2 separate regions of the Homo sapiens genome follow, and region 1 is linked to region 2. The links are chromatin contacts, found by Hi-C or POLR2A ChIA-PET in ENCODE. All regions are on one chromosome and are shown on one strand. Each heading gives the region's core, a stretch centred on a gene start or an enhancer-like site at or near the end of the contact. The rest is flanking DNA. Distances are from core to core; before and after follow the strand shown. Region 1 overlaps GRAMD2B (GRAM domain containing 2B). Region 2 overlaps LOC124901056 (a long non-coding RNA gene).

Region 1 (2,700 bases), core at 1-2,500, 110 kb before region 2:
TGCTTCCTCAAGGCCTTTTGGAAACTTTTAAGTTACTGTCAATGAAGCTGAACCAGGCCACTTAGTAACTTTAAAGTTACGGTCAACGAAGCTGAACAGGTTTCATTTAAATCATGAAAATAAGGAAATCAGTTTTTATTTATTTTTTAACCAGAAGACAAAGCCCTGTTACGGACTTTGACTAAAAGAGTCAACTGAAAAAACAAACCAAAAAACCAATCCTCCTTTTTCAACAAATATTTACTGGACTTGTCCCTGTTGTCAGGGTGCTCAGAGCTTTGTAGATGAGACAGGTAAGTGAGCTGGCAGGTGTAAGTATCCACAGAAGCAGTAGAAAATGCTGGAGACACAGGACCAACCTTTACTTGGCCTTGGCAGGTTATTTCTCCTCCCATCTCCAACCCACTTTAAGCATCAGTTATGGTCCCTGCCTGAAAGGCTTTTAGTAGAAATTTCAAAGCAGTGAGACAGTCATGCTTATAACAACTAAACCTGACTTCACCTATTAGGGGAGAGCATTTTTATTTTTATTTATTTATTTTTTTGAGATGGAGTTTCACTCTTGTCACCCAGGCTGGAGTGCAATGGCGTGATCTCTGCTCACTACAGCCTCCACCTCCCAGGTTCAAGTGATTCTCCTGCCTCAGCCTCCCGTGTAGCTGGGATTACAGGTGCCTGCCACCATGTCTGGCTAATTTTTGTATTTTTAGTAGAGACGGGGTTTCGCTGTGTTGGCCAGGCTGGTCTCGAACTCCTGGCCTCAAGTGATCCACCTGCTTCGGCCTCCCAAAGTGCTGGGATTACAAAGCATAAACCACCATGCCCAGCCAGGGAACAGCATTTTTATTACTGGCTAGGACAATCTTGTTTCAATAAAACACTGCCACACACTGTTACACAATTTATACATACAAAAACAGGTTGTACAATCCCTATCAGCCATCTAATATTTGTCACTTCCCAGACATCATTAGTTTGATGATGACTTAAATTCTCATTTCACAATTTTTCAGAATTAGAACTCTTATGTGGAGTCAAGTATCATTCCTGCTGGAGATAGTCTCTGTGAGTTTCAGCTAAACTCAATACACCTTTCTCTTGTCACATCACTGGCCCTTTGCCGCTCCTGCTGGGAATGTATTGTATTCAGGCACATCACATGCAAGTCCAGGTAAATAAGTAGCTGAAGGTAGAAGCTATGATTCAGCTGTGTCTCAGGTGAAGGAAAACAAGTGTTTCACTGTGGTTCAGTCCAAGAAGGTGTGTTCCCTTCTAATTACAGTGATGAGTCCCTGTGTTTGAGTCTACCCACATGTTAATCTAAGCTAAAGGCATAAAAAAAATCACTAAGCTTCCTTATGGTAGTAGAAGTAGAGGTAGTTTTACATCTACAATTATTTTTTAAAAAGTCTCTGATCATTTTAAAGCCACAGTCTTGATCAACAAAGGTTTAGAAGTGTCTGAAGATAGGATATGTTTCATCAGAGGGTCTTCATAGAATAAATGCCTGGCAATGGGATTGCTGTGGTCATGGGTGGGTCTGTGAAAGTAGAGTGTTCCTGAAACTGTAGTGAAAACCATGTTGGCACCTGGATTCACCAAGATCTGGGGCCTCATAGACGCTTGTTTTTGGAGTGCTGCCTATTCAGTGGCTCCGTGGCTGGCAGACACAGGCCACGATACTTGGGAAGCAAAGAGTTGGGCTATAGAGATGGAAGAGGGCTGGACAGCAGCCATAGTACAAATAAAGAGAGGCCTCACAGTGACCAAAAGAAGGAAATAGAATGGAGTGCGGAAGTGCAGGAGTGAGCAATGGAGACAGGATGGCTGGGAAACCCTTTAGCTTTTCCAATTTCATAAACTCAGAATCTCCCAAACTAGATTTTTACAAGTCAAGAAGAATGATCTTCCATTTACAATTCTGATACATATATTTTTGTTTGGACAACTATAAATTTCATTTATCTGTCTACATATTTATTTCTGAATAGGCACTATAAGCATAAGTATAAAATTTAAAAGTTACAAATGGAAAAACAAATTTTCTTTTTACCCCTGTTTCATGGTGACCCAGTTTCTCTCCACAAAGGCACCTACTCTTCCCAGCAACTTGTGTGTCCTTCCTGGGAGAGACTGTGCGTATGTAAACGTGTGCATTTTTGAACCACAAATGATAGACAGCATGCTATTCTGCACCTTGCTTTTTTTTTAACTTATTTTATCTTGGTGTTCTTTCAGTACCCATAGATCTTCCTCATACTTTTTAATGACTGCATAAAGTTACATCGTAAGGATGAAATGTTATTTAACCAGTTCCTTACTGATGGGGCATGTAGGTATATTTCAGTCTTTTGCAAATACTAACAACATTGCAACAAATGTCCTTATATGTTTATTACATGTGTGAATAATTTTCTGGAAATGGAACTGCTGTGTCAAAAGGTATGATAGAAAAAATGTTACAGCTATTGCCAAATTGCCCTCGGTAGACATTTTGTGATGCATACCCAAATATTCAACAGTGTCTATATCTTCTCACTAATAAAGTGTTAGCCTTAAAAATATTTATATTTTGAAGTACCTAGCATAATAGCTGGCACACAAAATAACAATCATCATTTTAATCGTGACTAGCGCTAAACTTTTTGATCTTTGCAAATGTAAAAGGTTAAAAAATATTCCACTACAGTTTCATTTGCA
Region 2 (2,700 bases), core at 88-2,587:
ACAATCAGGATCCAGGATGATTTTAAAATTTAAAAATAAGAAAAAAACCATGTTACTCTTCCCTTTAAAATCTCCTAATTTTCTATTTCACTAAATTGCAACCTCTGGCCCTGCTCAGGTCTTTGCCCATATCTCCAGCCTCATTTAGCTCATGCTTCCTTTCATTGGTTTTTTTCCTAATCTGCAATATACCACACTTGTTTCTACCCCTGGATCTTTGCACCTGCTCCGCCCACTGACTATATAGCTTCCTTTCTGGCTCTTCTTGTCATCATTCAATTTCAACTCAAATGTCACCTTCTCAGGGAGCCTCCCCTGACTACAATGTCAAAAATAATCCTGGCTTGTGCAGAAACTATTACACCTCTCTGCTTTATGAAGTAAAAGAGTTGTCACTCTATCATTATCTTGCTATTTTTTTCCTCTGTACATTTCTCACAGCTAGAATGCAAATTCATGAAAGCTTATATTTTTTTGCTTTGTTCAACCCTGTGTCCCTACACCAATGTGTATCACAGTGCCTGGTACATATTGTTGCTCAATAGATATTTGTAGGACTGCTATGGTTTGAATGTGTTCCCTCCAAAATTCAAAGGTTGCCAGTGTGATAACAGGTGAGGCCTTTAAGAGATGATTAGGCCATGAGGGCTTCTCCCTTGTTAGTGGGATTAAGGTCCTTATAAAAGAGGCTTCGTGAACTGTTTAGTTAGTTTGCCCCTGTTCCTCCTTCCGTGTGAGGGTGTGGCCAAAAAACCCACATCAGAAGCCAGTGCCCCGATCTTTCCCAGCCTCGAGAATGGTAAGAAAATACATTTTTTTTTTTTTTTTTTTTTCATGAATTACCCAGTCTCAGGTACTTTGTTATAGCAGCACAAAGAGACTAAGACAAGGATTAATAAAATGTTATTTGTCTTGCTCGGCTTTCTAGCCATTTCTATTCGATACACATTTAAAAATAAACATTCATGAGGATAAACACAATGCCTTGGAGCAGATTCCAAACACATAAACTCATCAGAAAAACTGAAATGAGATTATCATCTGCACAGGATTTTTTAATTGCAAAAATCCTGAGGATAAAGAAAGGATAAAACAGTTTAAGAAATTGTCAAATGCTTTTCCATTGAGGCAGTGGTAGCTTAAGAGTAATCTGATATTTAATAATATGACTTATTATTTAACTGATATAACATACCAAATAGTTGTGGTACATTCTTGAAGTCATTGTTTCCGGGAAAGGACAGGGATCAAAACCACAAACGGCTAAATATGGCTTTTAGGAACTGGTCAGACCATTCTTTCTTATCCAATCACTCATTGCCAATGAGGCCACCTCTTACAGTGGATTTTCCTCTTCTAAATATCTGCACTGAGAAAGTAAAAGGCTAAGGGAAGAGTACTCACACAACTTCCTCTCAATATCCCTTCAGAACGAGCCTGTCTGTTATAACCAAAATCCAAGGAGAAGCTGCTAGACTGATACTGAACAAAATATCTATTTTGGTGTGATGTAACCCTTTCCTACAAGTTGGGGAGAGGTCGAAGAGAAAGTGGATAAGAAGGAAAATGAACACACTGTATACTCAAAGGAAAATAGACATTGTACCACAAAGTTCCATCTTTGAATTCTTGGCACCATCTAGTGGATAATGAGTCCTAATTTAGAGACCAGTTATTTTCTTAAATGGTGGTTCTCAAACTTTCTTAGTATGCCTCACAATTGCACAGAACTTGTACAAATACCCCACACCTATACATTCTGATTTTATAGGTTTGGTGTGAGACTTGGGCATCAGAGTTTTTTTTAACAAGCTTCCCAGGTGATTCTGTTTTAATTGATTGTGAAATTCAACTATCTCTTTGGAAGTTAGCTTTTTGTTTGTATGATATTCCCTCTTTCTTTTCCCCTTGTAAAAATATTTATATGTATATTTTACATTGTAAAATCAAAGTGAACTGTGAGCAACACTATTCTGAAGTTTCTCTAAGAATTAAGTGACATATTCAAGTAAAAATAGGTGAGTGTGAACTTGGGGGTGTAGTGGGATAGCCCCAAACACATGTTGCAAATCAGTGCTCAAGTCAACCAATATCCAACTAAATATGACAAACGTCATTTGTAATCTGCCTATTTCAGGTATCATCTTCCAATTGCTCATTATCTGCTATCCACTGATTTTAACAACTTAAACTTTTTAACTTCTCATTTTGAACTCTTACAAGAGCTACTTCATCATTTCATCCAGATCGAACTATAATGCAATTAATCAAAATTAGAAAACTAACACTGACACAATACTACTTCATACACAGGCCTTATTCAAAATTTTCAGCTGTCTTTCTAGGCTGCAGTCCAACCCAGGGGCCATGTTGTATTTTATAAGCATGTTTCCTTAGTCTCTCCAATCAAACAGTTCCTTGGTCTTTTTTTTTTTCCCCCGTCAATAAATTTGAGGAGTACGGGACAGTTTTGTTTGTTTGTTTGTTTGTTTTAAGAATATTCCTCAGTTTGGGTTTTCTGATGCTTCTTTCTGATTAAATTCAGGTTTTGTATCTTTGGTAAGATCGCCACAATGATAATCTTTGTGTTGTTCTCAGTGCATCAGATCAAGAAGCACACGATGTCAATTTCTTATTGATTTAAGTTTTGATCACTTGGGGTTATAGAGGCTCCTTGGGTTGTTCTCTTACAAAATAATC

What was found. Hi-C counts contacts between places; a loop is a spot of excess contacts on that map. ChIA-PET counts read pairs that join two places held with the same protein, here RNA polymerase II (POLR2A). Pooled maps may share reads with other maps.
Region 1: a map of endothelial cell of hepatic sinusoid shows a loop between it and region 2 (4-fold over the local background). The contact joins two enhancer-like sites. A Hi-C loop is called at or near these places in 8 of 168 maps with a recorded cell type or tissue (Caco-2, Calu3, IMR-90 and 5 more), 12 of 37 single-sample maps with no recorded cell type and 15 of 50 pooled maps. POLR2A ChIA-PET finds 5 or more read pairs at or near these places in 10 of 52 experiments (AG04449, HepG2, MCF 10A and 7 more).

What each region holds. Positions count from the first base shown.
Region 1 is chr5:126,459,646-126,462,345 of GRCh38, reverse strand. All of the region lies in intron 1 of GRAMD2B (GRAM domain containing 2B), which reads right to left. Among named protein-coding and RNA genes, the nearest start is that of GRAMD2B, 38 kb to the right of the region's middle. Within about 2 kb of position 1,250, at least 6 of the 41 ENCODE cell types and tissues checked have a DNase peak (open chromatin) inside an H3K27ac peak, as active enhancers do; they include mammary epithelial cell, where a contact is called at or near this core.
Region 2 is chr5:126,353,033-126,355,732 of GRCh38, reverse strand. The region is part of intron 1 of LOC124901056 (a long non-coding RNA gene); the gene reads left to right. Among named protein-coding and RNA genes, the nearest start is that of GRAMD2B, 69 kb to the left of the region's middle. Within about 2 kb of position 1,337, at least 9 of the 41 ENCODE cell types and tissues checked have a DNase peak (open chromatin) inside an H3K27ac peak, as active enhancers do; they include mammary epithelial cell, where a contact is called at or near this core.